2 separate regions of the Homo sapiens genome follow, and region 2 is linked to region 1. Evidence: chromatin loops called from intact Hi-C (ENCODE). Cell type or tissue: mammary epithelial cell. All regions are shown on one strand. Each heading gives the region's core, and the rest is flanking DNA. Links, peaks and the distances in the headings are about the cores only.

Evidence for each region. A loop is a pair of places that touch in the nucleus more often than their neighbours do. Peaks named below come from ENCODE experiments on the same cell type or tissue, not always from the same donor. Only the 100,000 strongest peaks of a DNase experiment are listed, where the experiment ranks them.
Region 2: it touches region 1 in a loop (7-fold over the local background); 2 of 110 quality-filtered maps call a loop at or near these places.

Annotation. Positions count from the first base shown.
Region 1 is chr12:56,897,971-56,903,348 of GRCh38, forward strand. No RefSeq gene overlaps it. Among named protein-coding and RNA genes, the nearest start is that of SDR9C7, 34 kb to the right of the region's middle. In mammary epithelial cell, for the core only: a CTCF peak has its summit at 2,756; DNase peaks (open chromatin) are centred at 281 and 2,841; H3K27ac peaks cover 1,293 bases.
Region 2 is chr12:56,837,096-56,842,473 of GRCh38, forward strand. No RefSeq gene overlaps it. Among named protein-coding and RNA genes, the nearest start is that of HSD17B6, 76 kb to the left of the region's middle. In mammary epithelial cell, for the core only: a CTCF peak has its summit at 2,991 (motif pointing right); a DNase peak (open chromatin) is centred at 3,006.

The DNA of each region.
Region 1 (5,378 bases), core at 209-5,208:
CTCATGCTCAGAAGCTTCCAGGAATTTGGGGATTTTGTTTCTCAATTGCCAGGCCAAGGATCCCTTTTATTGCTACACATTTACCTTTGTAAACCTATCTGGCTAAAATAAATGTCAATATGAGCTGGAATTCCTGGAAGATAAAATGCCAAATTACATAGGTAGGGTGAGGCAAGGAGACAAAGTAGAGAAGGTGACCTAGAAGTAAGGTGAGTGGGTGAGAGGTTGAGTTAAACTTGCCTGGTCTTGAACATTTGTGAATAATGCACAGTGTAGGCCAGTTAGCTGCCTGCCTAGTTCTGACTCATTCCTTACTCTCAGTGCAGACATTACTTCTTCCAAGAAATCTTCTCTGACCTCCCAAGCCTAGACTAATTGCCTCTGCCTTGTATGAGTTCCTATGACAGCCTATTCTTCTCTTGCCATTATGCATATCATATGTTATTATAAATTCTTATTTATTTGTGTCTACTTCTTGACACTGAAAGTTGCTCTAGGGTGAGAACTGTGGCATGTTCACGATCATATCCCCAGGCCCTAGCACAGTGCTCACTTACAGTAGGTGCCCCAACACAAATCAGTTGAATAAATGAATAAGCTATTTCCCTTGATTTTTGGCACTTGGAGGAGAGTATCTTCAGCAAGGCCTTCATTGGGGTACCTCAGATATAGGTTACTGGTCTTACTGAAGCTGGAGTTGGATTGTTCTAGAAAGCAAATTTTCAATGTATCTGTGTGCATATTCAAGTATGTAAGATGCAGCAGGGAAGATGAGACAATGGGGAAGCCTAACCTGCTAGGGAGAAGCAGCCATCAAGGAATAAGACCTTAGGAAGCTGGCTTTCTTGGGATAAAACCAACCAGCTTTGAGGGACTTTTCCTTCACGGATCTGTCAAACTTAAAATAAAAATGTAGAGACAAATCTCTAAATATAATTTTTTGGTGTGGGAGAAAGGATTGCAATTCTGGGCATACATACAGACTGGATGGTCTTCAGTATGTCTGAAGGCCAAAGAGAAAGTTGGAGGTTTTATAAAAAACAGAAATGCTATGTATTGCTCCTTGAAAAAGTTCATGGGCACCTGGTAAATGTTCTGGTGAGCTGGAAACTTTTGATTGGTGAATGATGGTGGGTGGGGGCTGGGTGTAAAATTAATCTTCAAATTGCAGTAGGTCATTTCAGCAACTAATAGATAAAACTGGCTTCGGGTTACATCAGGCAGTTTCAGCAGCCAGGTTGGCAGATAATTACATTTTTTGGAGCAATGTTATGTGTGTCCAGAGTGCTTTTTCTTCCTGGCTTCTCAACTCTGTTTTAGTTAGGTATAACAAAAATGAAATTTTACAGATCAGGGCCCTGTTTGAGGTTCACAATCAGTTATTATGAATCAAAAGTCAAAACTATTTGCTTGGTTGCTGGCAGAAGATGGCCTACAGTTTTCTCCTTTTCTTTTAAAAATATTTATTTATTTATTTATTGTAAGAATCATTTTGACTTTTATTTTAGATTCAGGGGGTACATGTGCAGTTTGATACATGGGTATATGGCATGATGCTTATGCTGAGGTTTGGGGTATGATTGAACCTGTCACCCGGGAAGTGAGACCCAACATTTACTTTTTCAAGTATTGTCCCACTCTCTCCCTCCCCACTGTATTAGTCCCCTATTAGTCCCCAGGCACTATTGTTGACATACTTCATAAGTATCCAATGTTTAGCTCCCACTTATAAGTGAGAACATGCAGTATTTGATTTTCTGTTTTGTGTTAATTCACTTAGGATAATGGCCTCCAGCTCTATCCATGTTGCTGCAAAGGATATGATTTCATTCTCTTTTATGGCTGTGTAGTATTCCACAGTGTATATGTACCACATTTTCTTTACACAATCCACCATTGATGGGCACCTAGTGATGGCAGCAGCGGGCTATCTGGAGCAGCCACTGCCACTGTGCCAGCTACAGTGGGGAAGTGCAAGAAGTAGTGGCAGGAGTGGCTGCAGGAGCAGCAGTGGTGGTGGGGGGGACCCATGTGACCCGCATTTCCTGTGCCCCATGGGCTGCCAGTCATGCAGACCGGAGTGGGAACTTATGGTGCCTTTTCTGGGCCTGCCCATGGCCACATATGAATGAATCAGTGTGCACTTTCTCCCCTCTGAGGCCCACAAAAGCCCTGGGCTTGGCCTGAGGCAGAGCACACAATGGGATGACCAGCTGCAGAGAGGAGTTACCATCTCTGCTGATAGCTGAACACTTGTTGGGATGAGCAGTGCAGAGAGGGGTTACCCTCTCTGCTAGGAGCAGAAAACTCATCAGGACACCCTGGCTGCAAAAAGGAGCTGTCCCCTGTGGGTTTCCTCTGAGCTGTTCTATCTTTCAATAAAGCTCCTCTTTATCTGGCTCACCCTCCACTTGTCTGTGTACCTCATTCTTCCTGGTTGCAGGACAAGAACTTGGGACCCATTGAATGGCAAGGCTAAAAGATCTGTAACACAAACAAGGCTGAGACATGCCCCTTGCTTGGCATATGGTGGGCAAAGAGAAGGAGAGAAGAGCTGTGGCCCTTCAGGGAGCCCAGACCTGAGAGCTCCCTGAGCCAGGGCTGTGACTCCCTCTTTGGGACCCTGTAGTTCCTTGCGTCTCCAAGCTTCCAGGTGCTACCACATTCTCCAGTGCCAGCGAGGAAGCTGCTTGCAGTGTGCCTGGTCCAGCTGCAGCTTTGCAGAGAGCTGGTGCCCATGCAGCACCTGGAGCTCCCCACCCTGTGGCAGCAGCCAGTATGTCTGACTGCACAGTGGCCAGAACCCTCGCTCACTCACACATCACTCACCACTCCGTGCATGACTCACAGTTTCCCTTGAAGGCGTGGGATCCAGGCTGGTAGCATGAGCTGAGTGTAGTCTTCCAGGTCAAGTGGGCAGAATGAGTCCAGCAGGCCTGAGCAAAACTTGGACAAAGGTGCCACTGGCCACAGGTTTCTGGCCAGAAAAGTGACACCCCAAAGATTCTGTCACATTATGGGGGCTTGTCCAGGATCTGCAGAAGGGTGAGTAAAAGTGGACCTGCTCTTTCTGTCCTTTTTTCAGAGTCTCTAAATTCCACAATAGCCAAGATGAAAGAAAATACTGGGCCTCTGTCAACCAGTTAAATGTGACTAGCATGGCTGTTGAACTTAAGACACAGAGGACAGGCTTGCTGGGGAGGACAGTCAATCCCCTTTTACCCTTGGATATTGGGAATGTTGGCTTTGTTCCAACCTAGTTTTCCTTTATAGAGGTCTAGCTGTCACATGGGACTGGAAGGAGGCCCTGGGGAAACTGAGGGTATCTGGCTGAGGCTACACCTTGGTGTTATCCAAAGACCCCTGGACTAATTCTGGTCCCTGACCACCCATTAGAGTGTTAGAACTAGGACCTCCAGTCTTTCCTATTGTTCTTTCTTTCTTTCATGGCTGTCATGTTTCCTATCTCTTCTTTATATACAATGTTAAATGTTAAAGATGTTGCAAACCACAGAGATAATAGTACTGGGTAGAATGAGCATTTGGCTTAGTCATCAAAAGTATAAAATGGAAGATTAAGAGTAGCACAGATGAAGCAAAGTGGGCCTTGGTATCTGTACATAAATTTGTGGTGAAAATGTTCTTGTCATTTCCTTGTTTGAAAACTTAGTGCCAAGCATCTTGAGGCACAGAAAAGAAGTATGGCCTCAGGAAGGAAGTGTTAATTTCAATACTATCCTGCAGCTGGACTTTTTCTGTAAATGCAAGGGCAAATGGTCTGAGGTCCCATATGTTCAGGCCTTCTTTGCCTTGCAGGATAACCTGAACCTTTGCCAATGTTGCAGGATTGATTCAGCCCTCCTAGCAGTTGTCTCAGGAGAGGCTACAATGAGCAATCCCAGGGAAATAGGGAAGAAAACTCCAGAGGTAACTCCAGAGGTGCCTCCATCGGGGGAATCACCTCCTCCCCTCCTCTCTATCCAGGTTCTCTCTCAAGCTTGCCCCAGCCTAGAAATCCTTGCTCTAGGCAGGTCTTTGTCTCACTCCTGTCCCTACAACAGATGCCTGGTGGATATGGCCCCATTAAGTTCAAGGTCCCCTTTTCTCTACAGGACTTAAGGTAAATTAAGGGGGATCTTGGCAAGTTTTCTGATGGTGCTGACAGGCATATAGAGGCTTTCCAGAACTTAACCCAAGTATTTGAGCTCTCCAGGAGGGATGTCATGTTACTTCTGAATCAAAGCCTGACCACCACTGAAAAGCCAGCCATGCTGCAAGCAGCAGAGAATTTTGGGGATGAACTTTATCTTTTATATAGGGTCAGGAAGGGGGAGGAGCCTTATCTGATTGAAAGAATAGCAGTGCCATTGTAGGATCCTAAATGGTATCTCAATGATGAAATGAGAGAATGGAGGAGAAAACACTTTCAGGTGTGCATACTGGAGTGCTTGTGAGGGACTGGAACCAGGCCTCTTGATTTCACTGGGCTATCCATGGTAGACCAGAGATTGGGTGGGAGTCCCTTGGAGTGTTGGGAGGGGACTTGTTAAAGCATATCTCTCTGTCTCCTGATTCAGTCAAGAGACAACTGGTCCTAGGGGATGAGTTTATCACAGAGGCAGCCCTTGATATTAGGAGGGGACTGTGGAAATGAGCTGTTGGACCAGACGGTACTTTGGAGGGCCTCCTGGGAGTAGCCACCTTGGTCTTTGCAGTGGGAACCAGGAGGAAGTCCAGAAAAGTGAGGGGAGGTACAGGAAAAAGGCAGAGGTTCTAATAACTGCCTTGTGGGCTCATGGACCCCAGAGTCCCTGAGATACATCTGTTGACTGCTGCAAATGTGGCAGGCCCAGGCACTTTAGGAGGGACTGTCTGGACAGCAGGGGGAGGCCACCTCAATCCTGTCCTGTTTGTGATGGGGATCATGGGAGGGTGGACTGTTCCTTTAAACACCAGTCACCAGGTCCAAGGATGGTCTCCCAAATGGTCCAGCAGGACTGATGGGTCCTGGGGCTCCTGTCACTGGCTCCAGTGGTTCAGACTGCCATTGCCACCCTGGAGACCCAGATGACTCTGGGGGTCAAGGGAAGGAGGGTGGACCTCCTTCTGGACTCTGGAGCAGGACTTTCAGTTCTCCTTTCCAATCTAGGCCCCACTTCTCTCTTGACATGACCGTGAGGGGCATCTCAGGTTTCATTCCTCTACAATGTCAGGAGCCAACATAGTCCTATGAATACAGGGAGCTTTTCTATGTGAGGGGTTAGTTTTTTTTCCTTTTGGGAAGCACCTTATTAGGTCAATTCCTGGGATTCCCTTTCTCCCCCTTGTTTGAGGAAGACCTGGTCCCACAGCTTCACCTGCTTATGATAGGGAAGCAA
Region 2 (5,378 bases), core at 195-5,194, 61 kb before region 1:
TTCTGGGGGTTTGTTAGTAAGCAGGAGAGCAAAAGGGAAAAAGGAAACCACGTACGGGGATTGAATGCTTCAAGCCAAAGAAGGAGAGGCATAGAGGTGTCTTACCACCAGGAAATGACATGAGTCACGTGGCACCAAAGTATGTTAGCAGCAGAGCATATCTGAGTCACGGCAACAACTTATGTTACTGGCAGTGAATCCATATGGGTCTGCAGCAACCTCAATTCTTGCCTCCTCAGAGGAAAGAATTTGACTGAGGGGCATAAGGCAGAGGGAGAGACTGAGGCAAGTCTTAGAGCAGGAGTGAAAGTTTATTACAAAGCTTTAGAGCACGAATGAAAGGAAGTAAAGTACGCTTGGAAGAGGGCCAATCATCGACCTGAGAGATCAAGCACATGGTTTGACTGGGGTTTTATATGTTGGCATACCTCTGGGATCTTGCTGTCCTTCTCTCCTGATTCTTCCCTTGGGATGGGCTCTCTGCATACACAGTGGACTGCTAGCACTTGGGAGAGGCCACATGTGCAGCGTGTTTGCTGGAGTTGTAGGCACGCTCATATGAGGTGTTTTTCCCTTACCAGTCCAGTGTTCCTAGAGGAAGGTTGTCTGCCATTTTGCCTCTTAGGGTGCATTCTTGAGCCTACTTGCCTAATCCTGAGATCTTATTGGGAAGCTGCTAATTACTAGGTTTGGGTGTTTCTATCTATTGGGAGGTTGCTTTCGCTGGTGCTGGCTGTGACCAATTATTTTTTAGAGACAATGCAACAACTGCCTGACCATCACCTGATTATTGCCTGACATTCCTGGTGGTGGGGGCTGAGAGTGGCCCTCTCCTGCCCTGCTCACCTCTGACTAGCTACCTACTGTAACAGAATCATCATGGAGGTGTTCAAGGAGGGAATTGCCTTTAAAAAGAGGGTTAGGTTCAGAGAGGAGGAAAAAGTTGGGCAAGGTGAACCTAGGAAGCTGCCAGTACCAGCAAGTTGGGATTTAGGTCCTCAAGGTGTAATGGGATTATTTCTGAAAACAAGGAGGGTTATGACTTTGTGAAACTCTTCAATCTTTAGTCAGTTAGTCAGATTTATATCTGAGATAGCAGAGGTCCTTTTTCGTCTGAGTTTTATTCCTATAAAAGGGAGAGGAAGAGGAGAGAAATAAAGAAGCATTTCTAGCATGGCCACTTTACTGTAGGCTCTGTGTCTAGGAAATTTTCAAGGATCCACAAAATTTCTTTTGGTTCTCAAACATTATTTTCTCCAGATTATAAGGACAATAGCAAAATAAAAAACACTGATTTGAGTGTAATTAGAATATATCAACCTCATTAGTTGATTAAATTTGTTCCTAAACATTATGGCATTTAAAAATAAATTATAGATTAGTTATCATTACCTGAAACAAATTCCTGATCCTGCAAGATGAAAAGTGATAAGTAATTATGTTAAAACAAATTAATGGTAGCCAAGTAATTTTCAGTGAACTAGTGATAGCCACATTTTAAAAAGATTTTGTTTTTGTTTATTAAAAACTATCACACAGTTTTATTTATGAGGCATTAGAATCTTCAGCTGTTTGAGCATGCCAGGGGGGTAATCCACGTGGGTAGAAAGCTAGCCAGGCGGGAGCAAAGACAGAAGGGATTCCATTTTCCCGGCCTTTTTTTGGCCTTAGTTTGTTGCCAAGTAAATCAGAAACCTAAGAAAAACAGATTAAGCGGTTTCCTTGTGAGTTTTAACCACAAATCTATGCTGCTGTCAAGAGCTGTAAGAAGGCTTTGCTTGCTCAAATCTCAAAAGGAAGACATTTTACTTTCCTCAAACAGAAATAGTCCCAGGGCTAAAATATTCACTTCCTTTGGTCATGCCTGGACCCAAGGCCCCGGGGACGGGAGGACTCCAGGGTCAGGGAGAGAATATTAATTCCCTATTTCCTTTCAAAATTTGGAGCAGAAGGGATATGTGCAGGAGGGAAATGCAAGATAACTACAGATTGAATTCTAAAGAAGGCAAGTCCTTGTGCTGCTCACCAACCTCCCTCTCCTGCACTCACCCCTCTCAATGCCCTGCCCTGATCCTTGAGAAAGTAAATATTAATTTGAACAGAGAAAGTATCTTTCTGGCTGGCCAAAGGGTTTTTTGAAGGACATGCTGCAACTGTAAAGTGTCTTAACGACCTCTTTCTTTGAGTGACTATAGACTTTTTACTCACTGAGAAATCTTGTTCTGTAAAAGCAAAGACTATCAAACACTTCAGTGTTTAAAATTCTATTGTAAGAGGCCAGGTATGGTGACTCACATCTATAATCCCAGCACTTTGGGAGGCCAAGGTGGGAGGATGGCTTGAGGCAAGAAGTTTGAGACCAGTTTGGGGAATAAAGCAAAACCTCATGTCTAAAAAAATTATATCATAAAAATGAATATCCCACCCTTGCCTGAGTCACTTTGACACAGAAGCAGCCTCATTATATAACCCAGGTGCAGAACTTTAGATAGGGGTTGCTGGAAACATTTCACATCTAAACTGTGCTTTCTAATGAAACAAGACCTTGGGACCATTTTGTAATCCAGACCTGGAGTTGATCTCTTTTCACAGAGCCCTGCTTTGCTTGGAGTCTATCAAGAAATTGCTTCATCTCCATATCCTATAATAATTCTCTTTTCCTTTGATCAGACAACCCATGAGTCCCCTGGTATGCAGTCTTCCTCATGGCAATAGGACAAAAGACCTGACTTTGTTGGACCTTAAGTTTATTCCTGGTGCCTCAGGCTGATTAGGAGACCTTTTGGCTTCAGCCTCTCCCTGTGGGGTTTTCTGTCCCTCACCCCTCAGAGGACTTGTGTAGGATGCCAGCTGGCCCTGAGGCCTGTGCCACATTGATGCAAGGATGAGAGTCAAGATCTGCCATGATAAGTCAAGGGAATGTGTAAAATGGCATGTTGGAACTCAGCTGCAGCTGGTCCTGCTGTCCTGCTCGGTGTACCCCCCAGCCACCAGAGGGCCCCAAATGGCCTGCTTTGGAGTTTCTCCAGCAATCATTGAAATTTGGCTCTTGTCTTACAGTCTTTGGTTAGGCTCACAAAGTTTCTGCCAATTCCCTGGGCTGCTTCAAAAACTCTAGCTTACAACTGATGGTAGGAAAACAACACCTAGAAAAACACAGACCATGCCTTAGTGATCAGAATATAGATGTGATTTGATTGCCTCATACTAAGACTCAGCTAGGGGTACTTTTTGAATAATAAAACTTATTAAGAATCCCCCTCGATTAATCAGGTCTTTCTCATCTTATGATTAAGTAAGCTTGGAAAACACTGATTTACACAAGTGATCCACCCTCAGTAAGGCAAAATAAAATGTAGACAGTGTAATTACCTCCTGCTTTAAAGGATGCAGCTAAGAATCCTTTTGTGAAGTAAGTTTCTCCAAATAAGAGTGAAAAAGAATAAGCACCTCTTATTTACTAAGTTAGCATTTTCATGCCCTGGATTTTTGAGGGCCACTGTTCTTGCAGTTTGCTTTCTATACCAGTTTCTATACCTTTATTATCTATACCTCCCTATCTTTCATTCATTCCCTCCTTCTACCCAGATATATACACGTACCACACAACCTGAATATTTCAGAGCAATCTTGATTCCAAGCATTCATTCACTGTTCTCATAAAAATGCTTGTATTTGTCAGTCCTAAGAACAGTCATCATTCATAATGTATCTGTCAGCAATGAAAACACATCCCCAGTATATGCCTAAGCTAACCCCTAATATTTTGTACCTGGAACATTATCTGGCTAACCAGAGACATTGAGGACAAAGCAATTTGTCTGAAGGACAGACTCCCCCACTGCCCCCGCCATCCATCCCCTGCACTGTACTCTGTCCCCCATGCATCCTTCACTCCCTGGGTGGCTGCAGCGATATTCTCTGTCTTGGTGATGTCCAGGGTCACCGTCTCCAGCCTGTCTGAAGTCTGGCCCCTCAGCTGCTCTGCCTCCTTCTCCATCAGACACATAGCCAGCACCCTCAAGCTTTGCGTATCCAGCTGTCTTGCCAGCAGATTCCCGAAGCCCGAGTCACAGCCCATGATGAAGCAGTTATCTCAAGGGAGGCTCACCACCTGTCTCTCCCACTACCAGCGCAGAAGGTAGTACAGGCCCACGAGGGCTATCAGGGAGAGTCCCATGGCAGGGGTCTCTCCTTCACCTTGGGAAAGAAAGAAAATCTTCTAAACCTTAAAAAGTATGTTCTCTGACCACAATGGAATTAAATTAGGAATAAATAACAGAAAAGTATCCAAAAAATCTCCCAGTAGTTGGAAAATTACAAAATATTTGGCTAAATGATACATGCATGGATTAAAAAAGAAATACAAAGAAAAATTAGAATATATTTCAACTGAGTGAAAATGAAAATGTGGTACATTAAAGTTTGTGGAGTGGGGCTAAGCTGTGCTTAGAGAGAAATTTATAACACTAAATGCCTATATTAGAAAAGAAGAAAGGTTTCTTTTTTTAACATTTATTTTAAGATCGGGGTACACGTGAAGGATTGTTACATAGGTAAACGTGTATCATGGGGTTTGTTGTGTAGATTATTTCATCACCCAGGTATTAAGGCTAGTACCCATTAGTTATTTTTCTTGATCCTCTCCCTATCCCCACCCTCAACCCTCTGATAGACCCCAGTGTTCATTGTTCCCCTCTATATATCCATGTGTTCTCATCATTTAGCTTCCACTTATAAATGAGAACATGTAGTATTTGGTTTTCTGTTCCTGCATTAGTCTGCTAAGGATAATGACCTCCAATTCCATCCATGTCCCTGCAAAGGACGTGATTTCATTCTTTTGAATGGCTACATAGTATTCCATTGTGTTTATGTACCACATTCTTTATCCAGTCTATCATTGATGGGCATTTAGGTTGATTCCATCTCTTTGCTATTGTGAATAGTGCTGGAATGAACATATGCATGTATGTGTCTTTATGATAGAGTAACTTACATTCCTTTGGGTATATACCCAGTAATGGGATTTCTGGGTTGAATGGTAGTTCTGTCTTTAGGTCTTTAAGGAATTGCCACACTGTTTTCTGTAACGGTTGAACTAATTTACACTCCCAACAGTGTATAGGTGTTTTTCTCTACAACCTTCCCAGCATCTGTTATTTTTCGACTTTTTAATACCAGCCATTCAGACTGGTGTGAAATGGTATCTCATTGTGGTTTTGATTTGCATTTCTCTAATGATCAGTGATGTCGAGCTTTTTTTTCCATATGCTTTTTGGCCACATGTTATGTCTTCTTTTGAAAAGTGTCTTTTCATGTCCTTTGTCCACTTTTTAATGTTTTTTTTCCCTTGTAAATTGGTTTAAGTTTCTTAT